Linked DNA regions of Homo sapiens: region 2 is linked to region 1. A link is a contact called in ENCODE Hi-C or POLR2A ChIA-PET data. All regions are on one chromosome and are shown on one strand. The core of a region is the stretch at or near the end of the contact, and the rest is flanking DNA. Distances in the headings are between cores, read along the strand shown.

Region 1 (5,722 bases), core at 1-2,500:
CTTTCATCATAGAAATGGTCAAAAGACCATAGCTATATTTCCTTCAGGTTCTGGGAGGTGGAGTTTTTCAAGGAACACTGGCTGTTGTATTGTTGGCAGGGGCCCCAAGGCAGCTCGCACAATCAAAGGCAGGAAGCCTCACCCCTGGTCCTGTGACCCCCCCCCCCCACACACACACATACTTCAGGCTTGGATTCTAGGCTCCAAGTGGCCAGCATAGAAGCAGCAGCCTCTCTCCAAACCCTGGCTCTGTGAGCCATAGGAACCAGCACTAGGTCATCTTCTGACATAGCCCTGGTGAAGGTGTGTGTGTGTTGGTGGCCACACTTGCTAAGGCTTTTGTGTCTAAGAATTGAGTATTTGTACCTAGGTGTGAGGGAACCAGGGTCAGCCAGCCTTTTTCAGATGGCGCCAGGCACACACACTACATCAATGGCTTGCTGGTGGCTTCACCACTATCCAGGTGACTTAAAAGAGTGTTTGGAAAATGTCCCTGGTATACTTCAATTCCTACTAGACATTGTAATGACAATGGTGTAGGTAAGGAAGAGAGAGTTAAAACTACCAGTTGTGGAATAGAAATAGTTGCATGTCCAAAGAAGGCTTAGAATGATTGTGCATATGCAGTTGGCTCACATAACCAGCATGAACAGTCTCTCCCCAAATCCATTAGTGATTCACTACCCCCCGCCAAGCACAGCCCTAAAACAATTCTCGTCCACTTTCCTGTTAAGAAACACAGCAGCAATATACTTTGGCAGCAAACCAGAGCATATGATGTAACTTGCTCAACCTTATCTTCCTTTCCAAATTCTATACTAAGCATCTGATGTTTTTTAGAATAATTTCCTTTGGAAAGCCAACGAGAAAACAAATTAGGAAGAGAGAGAAGTGAGAAATTGTTGCATGGCTGAGGAACAAGATGCTTAAAATCTGAATGGAAGTATTTTGAGAGCAGTATTTCATGTGCTAAGGGTTATAAGAATTCTTTTAGAAAGGGATTAGAATTTTACTCTGCTAGTTACAAGTTTTAAAGTCACGCTACGGCATTATCACCCTGGCAGGTAGGTTTTGTTATTGTTTTACATTTTGTGAAAAAAAGTTTTGTAGAAGTTACAGCTAGTGGTCTTTTCCCTCCAGAGCCAGTGATGAGTGTGGGAGCACTTCAGCTCTGTAAGGGGCCAGCGTTCTGACCTTTAACCACATGAACTAACCTGCGTCAGCAGTTGCAGAAAGTAGCCTGTTAGGACAGCAGCTGCTAAGCGTTGCCTGGTATTTTAGTGGGGAGAAGGCTGGGACTCTTCATGGCATCAACACTTGCATGCTCTGAATCTTTGATCAGAGATGAGGTGCCATTTTTGGCATTTCCACCCCGTCTCGTGGTAGCCTTTAAAAGTGGTAGAAGATGCTGCCCTAATTCCCCGAGGATGATTGTCATTCCATGCAGCATAATGTGCCGTGAGGAGTTTTCTCATTCCAGTTCTTTGGACTTCGTAACATTGGAATTGTTTTTCCATAATTTCCGGCATTCCATAAATATTTGTCAAGGACAAAGAAAAGGAATGTGGATGTTTATTCTTTTCATATGAATGACTTTGTACACATGACTTCCTGCTTTCATTATGAAGGAGGGGAAACTAGTTCCCTTGTATGGTAACTCCAAAGTTAAAAAATTGTGCATGTCTGAGGGGTTGAATATATTTTGTAAAACTCTAAATACATTTGTATTTCTGTGCTGTTCTAAAGTTTACCTTTTTACTTATATGAAAGATAACTATATATTTAAATCATGTAAGTGGAACACAGTGTAGGGGGTTTTTCCAATCTTATTTTTCATCAGGTTCTCACACCCACGTAGTATGCTGCTCAAATTTTTTCGTGTGTGCAAATGTGAACATTTGAACATTTCAGTTAGGTACTGAGCCAGAAAAGGTAATTGAAGTTTTCAGAAAGCTTCTGTGCTTAGAAAATATTTTGTTGTTTTCTTAAAATATTAGTATTTTGTAGCTGGAAGAATAAGATCAAGGCTTACATGTTTCAGGCCACTTGGTCACTGGTTCCTGAATTTAGAAAACATTGGATTAATGAGTTGGTGAAGGCATTTAGTGGTTACAAAAACAGTTTAAATATTTATGATTAAAGGCTTTTCACAAACCTTTTTAAAGAAAATTTAGCTGAGAAAACTTAAAAAGTTTTCTAAGGAAGTTTAACTGTGGCACATGTTTTGATCAGAAAGGTAGTTCTCTTTGCTCTGGTAGTTTTAAAGTTTGTACTAGTTCTTTATTTCTGTTGTTTTTTTAAATTGTTAAAATTATAAATCACGTCTAATCATACTGAATTGTAAAACTTGAATTGTATCTTTATTTTAAGCATAAATGAGAATAAAATGATCCTGTTCACCCTGCCTACAGTTGGACTTGACCTGTCCTAGAAGTACCCTGTGTGTTGTCCATGTGGTTTCTGGCCTCCTTCACAGTTAAACGGCAGCTTCATTTATTAAGAAACCACACAGAATGAACTAAAGACTCATGACTCATTTACTCTCATTTTGACATCGCTTTGACAGTGGTGCCCAGCTTTCAAGGCAGTGACCTCTGCAGGAAGAGGCCCTTAGCTTCTGTGGAATGCTAAGTGCAGAGAGCTGCAAAAAGTATCAAGCAGAGCCTGGTCACAAGATAATGTCTCATTAGGATATTGTCCCAAGCAACCCATTTTGCACCTGGACTGATAAGTGTCAAAATAGCCCTTGATATTGCCACTGAAGACTCCTGCCACATTTTCATGTATATGTTCATGTACTGGGTTCCCTTACAACTGTTCTACAAAACAGGCTTTAGGATGTGCTTCACAGAAGAAGTGACAAACTTCCTTGCCCCCTGGGAATGTGTGCTTCCTTGAGTGCTGGTGCAGGGTTAAGCTGGAGTTACCAGTGTTCTTTGATGTGGACCGTGAGAGCCCTGGAGCTGATGGGATAACTTGAGGACAGTGGAGCTTCCTCTACTCAGGGAAAGGAAGGCATCTCCTTCCCTTTCCAGATGTCCCCCTCAGACTGAGCTCTCCTGTGGGGATGTGATGGGTCCCTATCACCCACCAAGGAAGAGCTGCCTACCCTTCATTCTGATAGGACAGGAGTTGCAGTTATTGAATCTGGTAACATCTGGAAGGAGTGTGATTAGGGAGCCTGTTCTTTCCAAGGAAAGTTCTTTCCATCCTTCATGAAGGGCTTCTCTCTGCCTGAGGTAATGTACACAGGGTTGGGGAAGCCACTGCAGCAGGACTGACCTGTCCAACTTCACCATCAACAGATCCTCACATGGCACGCATAGACACTTTGTATGATCATGAAGATCAGAATGGTCGTGTTCTGTGTTCTTGATCCCATGAACCACCTGCTTTTGGAACCACTGACATCCCAACATAACATAATTAAGACTCAAATGTTTTTAAACATTTCACTGGACTGGGCTGCACTCCTGGAGCACATAGATGTAGGCTAGGCCCAGAAAAATTATGAAAGCCACTTACTGAAATGCTGATCATTGCTGAGGGCAAGTGATGGGTACATAAGGGCTTCTTAGACTATTCTGTTTGTGTATGTTGGAGAATTTCCATAACGAAGAGTTAGAAACTACTTGCTAGCCATTAAACAACGTCGTTACCCATGAAAAGGCACTAGTTCCTGTGCGGCGGACCCTGAGGGCCTGACTTAGGAACTGGCTTAACTTCGTAGCTTCTCCATGGATGCCCTGGCCTCCACAAGCCCTCTCACCAACTGAAACCTTGGCTGCTGCTGTTGCCTTCCCATCCCTCTAGTTGTTGGAGGAGCACTATTGAGAGAACCCGTAGTACACAGTAATCAAAGACCCAGCCCAACCTCTCTTCCTCCTGAAAGTCTTCCCCAGGCTACTCTGAGTCCTTTCTAATACCTGGATTCTCAGGGGCCAGTGGCTCACACCTGTAATCCTGAATATTTTGGGAGGCTGAGGCAGGAAGACTGCTTGGGCCCAGGAGTTCGAGACCAGCCTGGGCCACATAGGGATACCTCGTATCTACAAAAAATTTAAAAATTAGCTGAAGGCCAGGTGCGGTGGCTCACACCTGTAATCCCAGCACTTTGGGAAGCCAAGGTGGGTAGATCACCTGGGGTCAGGAGTTCGAGACCAGCCTGACAAACATGGAGGAACCCCGTCTCCACTAAAAATACAAAATTAGCTGGGCGTGGTGGTGCATGCCTGTAATCCCAACTACTTGGGAGGCTGAGGCAGGAGAATCGCTTGAACCCGGGAGGCAGAGATTGCAGTGAGCCAAGATTGAGCCATTGCACTCCAGCCTGGGCGACAAGAGCAAAACTCCATCTCAAAAAAAAAAAAAAAAATTAACTGGGCATGGTTGCATCTTCCTCTAGTCCCAGCTACGGGAGATGAGGGGGTGGGCTCGGGTGAGAGGATCACTGAAACCAGGAGGTCAAGGCTGCCATGAGCCATGACTGTGCCACTGCCCTTCAGCTTGGGCAACAGAATGAGACTCTGTCTCAAAAAAATAAAATAATAAAATACCTGGATTCAGTACTTACTGAGGACTATGTAAAGCGGTGCTTCCCAGTCTTGGAGACTTGCCATACAGTGCCACACATAGTCCCTGACACGTTCAGTTCCTACTCCGTGGACCTTGCTGTTCAGCAGGTGCGGGTGGGCGGTCACTGTAGAGGGGAGAGAGTGCTGGGTGGTGAGGGAGCACGAGTGGCGCCAACACACCACAGGGGGTAACTGCTTTTTCACAGGGACCAATAAATATCTCTTCCCCTGAGTCTAAGTTGAGGCCTGAGGGAGTTTTCCAGGTGAGGTGGGAGTGAGGGGAGAGACCATGAGACGTAAAGGGCTCTGTGGCCTGGCAGAGCAGCACAAAGACTGGAAGCAGCGCGGCTTGAGGGGATGTTTTTTGGAGTGGCCGAAACCGAAATGGCAAGGACGACAGGCTAGAGATGAGGTCAGGAAATAAGGCCATATCTGGAGGAGAGCCCTGTCAGCCCGCGGACAGGGGAAAGCCTTCAAGGGTTTCCCACAGGCAGGTGGCAGGTTGGCTGGGTGTTGCCTGTGGAAAGTTCTTTCGGTCGTGGGCACCACTGCTTCTGCTTTGCCCTTTGCTGTAAAGTTAGTGATGTTCCTCAGCTGACCTCTGAACTCAACCACCGCCCCTTTCCCTTCCTCACTGGCCTTCACAGTTTTCCACTGACTTTAAATCACATTTGCCCCAAACATAATAAAGCCAAGAACAAAAGTCTATGGCATGGCCCTCAGTCAAAAACCAGTTACTGTGAGAACACTGTTTTCCCGATTTCCCCAGGCATTAGGTCCGTGGAAGTTGTTGATGAAAAGAACCTGTCAAGTGATGGTGTCCCTGCCAGGAAGCCAAGAGCACAGAGGGCACTTGAGCATCTGTTTCCATTACTCTCTCTGGCTAAGTGGAGACCCAGGAGACATGTGGCACCACCGCTGTGGTGATGTGTTTAAACTTGGAGAAAACCCGCTGTTTCTTCATGTCATTTACAAGCACAAAGGGAGTCATTTATACATTCAAAAAGCCCATCTGCCGCTAACATCTAGACTTTCAATTATATTCAATTCATAGAATTATTTTTTCTGATAAAATTTAACCACATTCATGCTCTCAGGAATGCCAAGGTTAAAAGTGGGGCAATGGAGAATTTCTAAAGTAGCCTGTC
Region 2 (5,576 bases), core at 787-3,286, 520 kb after region 1:
CATCTGTGAAAAAGCTCTCTGAGCTACAAATAAGTGGAATTAACCATCCTCTAGCATTCTATAGCTAAATATATTGAGGGCTGGGCAGGGCCAGGCATTCTGATGCTTACGCTAGGGGAAGATCTTTGAACACCTGACTTCCCTGGGAGACCAAGAGCGCCACACAGTGACTTGAAAGGGCCAGGACTGCCCTGTAACATGGATGCCCACAATGCAGGGTCTCTATCCTGCATCCCCTGCCCTGCTAAGGGGAAAAGTCGTTCAGAGCGGGCCACACTGGAAAAAGAGCAGGCCAGGTCCCAACATAGGAATTTATCTCACATCAAACCTCCCAGAAGGTTAATTATAAAAAGGATTTTAATTCTTTGAGGAACTTTTCTTATATGAATTATGTTTTTTAAAAGTAGACAAATTAAACTCTACTTGAGCAAAGAACTGTTTTCAAAGAGGGCACCCCCATAACCAGAATAGGTCCAGAGCAATTCTCAGGCTGCCACCTGGTGGGATAACATTTATGGACAGGAAAAGGAAAGTGATGTACAGAAAAGCAAATGAGGTAGAGAAATAGCTGGATTCCATACAGCCTGGCGTTTGCCTTCTTTGAACAGGGTTTCAAAGGCTGACCACCTGTGACGGCCTGAAAATCAGCTGCTGTGATTGTCTGAGACTCAGGTACTTATAACAGTAGGTTACAGTCTGTTTACACATCTACTTAGGTTACAGTTCACTAAGTACAGAGAAACTTTTAGGCTAAACTTAAAATATTCAAGGAGGCAGCGTTAGGCTATACTTAACACCTACTTAGCACAGGTAACTAGAAGTGGCTAAAACAGAAACGAATTCTTGAATAACTGAGTGAATGCCACACTTAGAAAAGGTTGTTTTATGCAGCTAATTATAGAATCACGGACAAGAACTGAAAGAGTTGCTGCCTGAACTTTCCACTCGAGGTCTGTGTTAGAATTTAGGAAACGCCACCCTGATAAATGACTGCAAAAGACAAGAATGCACCATCCCCAAACATGCCACCCTGGCATATTGATGACTTTGAGCTATAAGTAACAGAACCAAACAACACAGGATAACTTATTCAGCTACCCCTCAACTGCCTAAAATAAAGTATGACTGCTTTTTTTCCTTTTGTTCTTATTATTTTTCGACTCGCCTGTTGTAAACAGAAATTTACACCTATAAAGGAAATTTTCTGTAGTAAATGTATCTGTATCAGGAAGACAGCTGCTTGGGGGCAACTTTTATCGCCTGAGCGCCTCATCGGGATAACAAAGCAACCTTTATTCACCATACATTTCCCCCATCACCCTTCCAAAAGGTCTCCACCACGCCCCAAAAGGCCCACGCCCCTATTCCCTGGCCCTTCTTTGTCTCCCACTTTTGTGGCCCTCTAGTGCACGGGTACATAATTAAAAGTTTTTCTCCTGTTAATCTGTCTTATGACAATTTAATTTGTGGCCCAGCTTAAGAACTTAGAAGGGTAGAGGGAAACCATATTTCCTTCCCCTACATTTGAATCTTCTTTACACCACACTCTCCCGGGTCATTTGGACTCTCCTGGAACCCCCTGGAGCTAGGGAAGCGCAGGGCCTCCCAAGTCAGATTCTGCTTGGTGCCGAGCGGCAGTTGGCTCCCTGAACGCCCCGCCAGGAGGATGGACTTCAAGTCCTTGACCGCGGCGCCCGACATCGGTCGCCCGCACCAGGCTCCTGCCGGGCCCAGCCCCCCTGCCTGCTCGCGGGGGCTCGGAGGACCCGGCCTAGCGCCCACCGCGGCGTCCCGCGCCCCGGGCCCCTGGCTTCAGAAGACTGGCCGCGCGCGGACGGCAGCTCGGGACTCACAAGGACTCCAGGTGCTTGAGCTGCTGCAGCTGCTGCGCGTCGTGTCGCCGCCGCTTCTGCTCCCGACGTCGCTGCAGCTCCTGCTCCGGCGGCTCACGCGGCCGCCGCGCGCCCGCAGCCCCCACGTCCTCGCGCCCAGGCCGGGACGACATGTCAGCCCCCGCAGCGCCGCTCGGGCAACCCCCGCGGCGCGGCTCCGGCGGCGGCGGCGGCGGCGGCGGCAGCCAAGAGAGCACTTCCTCCGCGCGGCGGTCGCGGGGCTTCGCAGCGCCCCCTCCCGCCGCCGCCCCGCAACTCACCCCGGCGGCCCCGAAGTCTCAGCCTCGGCCACCCGATCCCCGCCTCCCCGCGTCGGGCCCCAAGTCAGGGGCTCCGGGTCTCGGGCCCAGCCGCCAGGCGGGCTGCTGCGGGTGGGTGGGGAGCGCCGCCTAGCTGGAGCCGAAGCGGGGCGAGGCGCTAGTTGGGAGCCTGGAGGTTCCCGCCCGGCCACACCCACCTCAGGTATACTAGCAACAGTCACATAGGGATGAGCAGATGAAATGTATTCATAAAAAAATGTTCAAATTAGCCAGGCGTGGTGGCGGGCGCCAGTAGTCCCAGCTACTTGGGTGGCTGAGGCAGGAGAATTGCTTGAACCCAGGAGGCAGAGGTTGCAGTGAGCCGAGATGGTGCCCCTGCACTCCAGTCTGGGCGAAAAAGCGAGATTGTCTCTCAGAAAAAAAAAAAAAAAAGTGTTCAAAAAGTGAAATGTATAAACATATAATTATGTTCGGTAATAGTGTGCACCCAGCTTTATAACTGCGGTCATCTGATATACCATGAGAGACAACCTAACTCTTTTGACAGGATGGGTCACCATGACGTCACCACTGTGCCAGTCACCCGAGGAGCCAAGATCCTGAGAAATTTCATCTTTCACAAATGCAGATGTACAGAAAAGACACTTATTTATTTATCGAGGAAATTTCTACATTTTTGCATATATGTAGAATGCTTACACAGTCACCATTGTAATAATGAGCTTTGATTGAGTCATATTTGCAAAAAATGCATAAAACAAATTTGAACTCTCTAAAAGTCTTTATATAGTTGATGCCTCCAGTATTAGAAATGATGTTAAGATGTAATACATAGCATAGTGAATTGTAAAACATAATGCTGACAATTTACAATAATGAAAAAGCTAAAAGAGAAAATAGAAAAACGAAAGCAAACTAAAAAGAAAATTCAACATAGAAAAAGTGTATTGCAGGGATAGATTATGGGCAATTGCATGGCGATTGTCCACATGAACTGCCCAACTTTTATGATGATTAACATATTTTGAAGTCTTGCATCATGATGAATAGCTTTTTTTTTTTTCTTTTAGGACATGGCTCTCCTCGATGATACAGTCTCATTAATTTTCTATGTGATACTGCTCTTTCCAAAATTCTTTTTAACTTTTTAAAGTTTTTTATTTTGTAGAGACGGGGTCTCGCTATGCTGCTTAGGCTGGCCTTGAACTCCTGGCCTCAAGCAATCCTCCTGCCATAGCCTCCCAAAACACTGGGATTACAGGTGGGAATCACTGCACCTGACTATGAAATTATTTTGTGATTTGATATTCTCTGACTTCTCTTTGTGCTTTCTTTCTGTTGTACCCTCCTGTCCATGAACCCCTCTGTTTTTCATTTTATTCTTCTGCCCCCTCCTAAGACACCAGAGATTCATTCTTGAGGCCAGTCAAGCAGCCTTGGTGTTGGCCCACTGGTGGGGCAGCTGCAGTTGGTCCTTAGTCTGTGCTACTGGACAGGTTTTAAACCTTTCAGAATGGAGCAACTAAAAAAAGAATAGATTTTCTCCTGCTTGTATTGATCACCCTTCACAGTGTAATCTTGACACCATTGTTTTGCTGCTAAGGTGTATTTTTACAAGCTCTTATCTTACCAGTGACCTTTCCCCACTGGGGAGATGAGGAGAGGAAAAAAGTAGGAGAAGGGAAAGATCACATGGCTAGATTAGAGAGTACAATGCAAAATCTTTCTTTTTTTCCTACCCAAAATACAAGTCTTCAAGGAACTCTCATGGTGAAGTGGACCCTCAGGCGTGCATGTCTATGGTCTTCTGCAGCGCAGTAGAAACATGAGAATCCCTTTGGTCATGCACTAAAAACAGCTGTTAAAATTACTTCTAGGGCCAGGCATGGTGGCTTGTGCCTGTTGTCCTAGGTATTTGTGGAGCTTAGGTGGGAGGATTGCATGAACCCAGGAGGTGGAGGCTACAGTGAGCCATGATCGTGTCACTGCACTCCAGCCTGAGTGACAGAGTGAGCCCCTGTCTCAAAAAAAGAAAAATTATTTCTATCCATCAATAGTTGCTAACCAGTAGGATCGGAGGGAAAATTGCAACGTGCTTTACTTTAGGCTTGCAGGTACGAAAGACTGAGGGAGGAAGGTCAGACACCAAACTTAATTGGTATTCTGGGGCAAATATTTGGCAACTGAGTTGACATTTCTCCTTCTCTTCCTTGCTACCAGCTTTGATTTTGTTCAGGAATCATACAGGAAGCTGGTTAGAGAGTGGAGGCCTCTTCATGCCTCTCTAGAGGTGAGTCTTGACTTGTCTTAAGCCAGTCATTAGTAATTTTGTTCTCGTTTCCACTGATTGTTTTAGCAATGGACCTGTGGTGCAATTTTAGCCAATGAGGTATGAGGAGAGGTCGGATGGAGGTGGCTTTCAGGGTAAGGTTGTCTTTGCTCTTAATAAATGATGCTTGGGAGTGTCAAAGATCCCCTTTCTGCCTCCAGATGTTGTTGCCTGCAACCCCCAGAGGATGGCAGAGGACAGAAGGAGACCCCTGGGTCCTTGGGGATGTGATAGAGACATTTGATCAACCAGTCCTGGTGTTGCTACCTATCCATACTTCTCATTCTGGGAGATAGTACATTTCTTTATTATTGAAGTGATTTTGAGTTGGGTCTTCTATTACTCACAGATAAATATGATTCTTTACATTTATATAGTGCCATGCAGATCTCCCCCTGCCCCCATATGTTCTCCCAGTTGATTTTACAGAAACCCTATGGGGGCATGCAAGACAATGTAAGATAAGGAAATTGAGGCTCAGAAGGAGAGTGTGGCCCTGCAACCAAAATGGTCTGATTTCTAGTCCAGAGTTTTTCATCAACCCTCATGAATTTAGGTGTGTGGGAATAGTGGGAGTGGGAGAATCTCTTGGAAACCCTTGGAGAATCTCTTGGTAAAGAAGAGGATAGGAAGCTGCTGGAAACAAATTTCCCTGATGTCCCATTGGCCTCAAATCGGCTCAGATGGACTTTTGGGGATGTTTTTTCATTCAATTTATTTATTTAATAATTAAAAACAATACAGATGGGGCCCTGCTATGTTGATGGGGGTGAGGAGGTATTTTTCCTCAGCTGGCCTTTTCCCTCCCCTCCCCTCCCCTTCCCTTCATTTTTTTGAGACAGGGTCTCACTCTATTGGCCAGGCTGGAGTGCAGTGGTACGATCTCTGCTCACTGCAACCTCCGCCTCCCAGGTTCAAGGGACTCTCGTGTCTCAGCCTTTCAGGTAGCTGGGACCACAGGCGTGCGCCACCACGCTGGGCTAATTTTTGTATTTTTAGCAGAGACGGGGTTTCACCATGTTGGCCAGGCTAGTCTCGAACTCCTGACCTCAACTGATCTGACTAAGGCTGGTCATTTCTTTAGCCATCCTGTGT

The links. Hi-C counts contacts between places; a loop is a spot of excess contacts on that map. ChIA-PET counts read pairs that join two places held with the same protein, here RNA polymerase II (POLR2A). Pooled maps may share reads with other maps.
Region 2: a loop to region 1 is called in a pooled map, with 3 times the contacts of the local background. The contact joins the promoter of RP9 here to the enhancer-like site in region 1. A Hi-C loop is called at or near these places in 4 of 50 pooled maps. POLR2A ChIA-PET finds 5 or more read pairs at or near these places in 3 of 52 experiments (A673, GM12878 and activated CD4-positive, alpha-beta T cell).

What each region holds. Positions count from the first base shown.
Region 1 is chr7:32,586,306-32,592,027 of GRCh38, forward strand. AVL9 (AVL9 cell migration associated) reads left to right here. Exons shown (of 16, transcript NM_015060.3): 16 at 1-2,421. It also overlaps the pseudogene DPY19L1P1. Among named protein-coding and RNA genes, the nearest start is that of AVL9, 94 kb to the left of the region's middle. RefSeq lists an enhancer at 4,952-5,452. Within about 2 kb of position 1,251, at least 11 of the 41 ENCODE cell types and tissues checked have a DNase peak (open chromatin) inside an H3K27ac peak, as active enhancers do.
Region 2 is chr7:33,107,368-33,112,943 of GRCh38, forward strand. It overlaps RP9 (RP9 pre-mRNA splicing factor), which reads right to left and starts at 2,037. Exons shown (of 6, transcript NM_203288.2): 1 at 1,854-2,037. The coding sequence starts at 2,005. RefSeq lists silencers at 1,693-1,922, 1,933-2,412.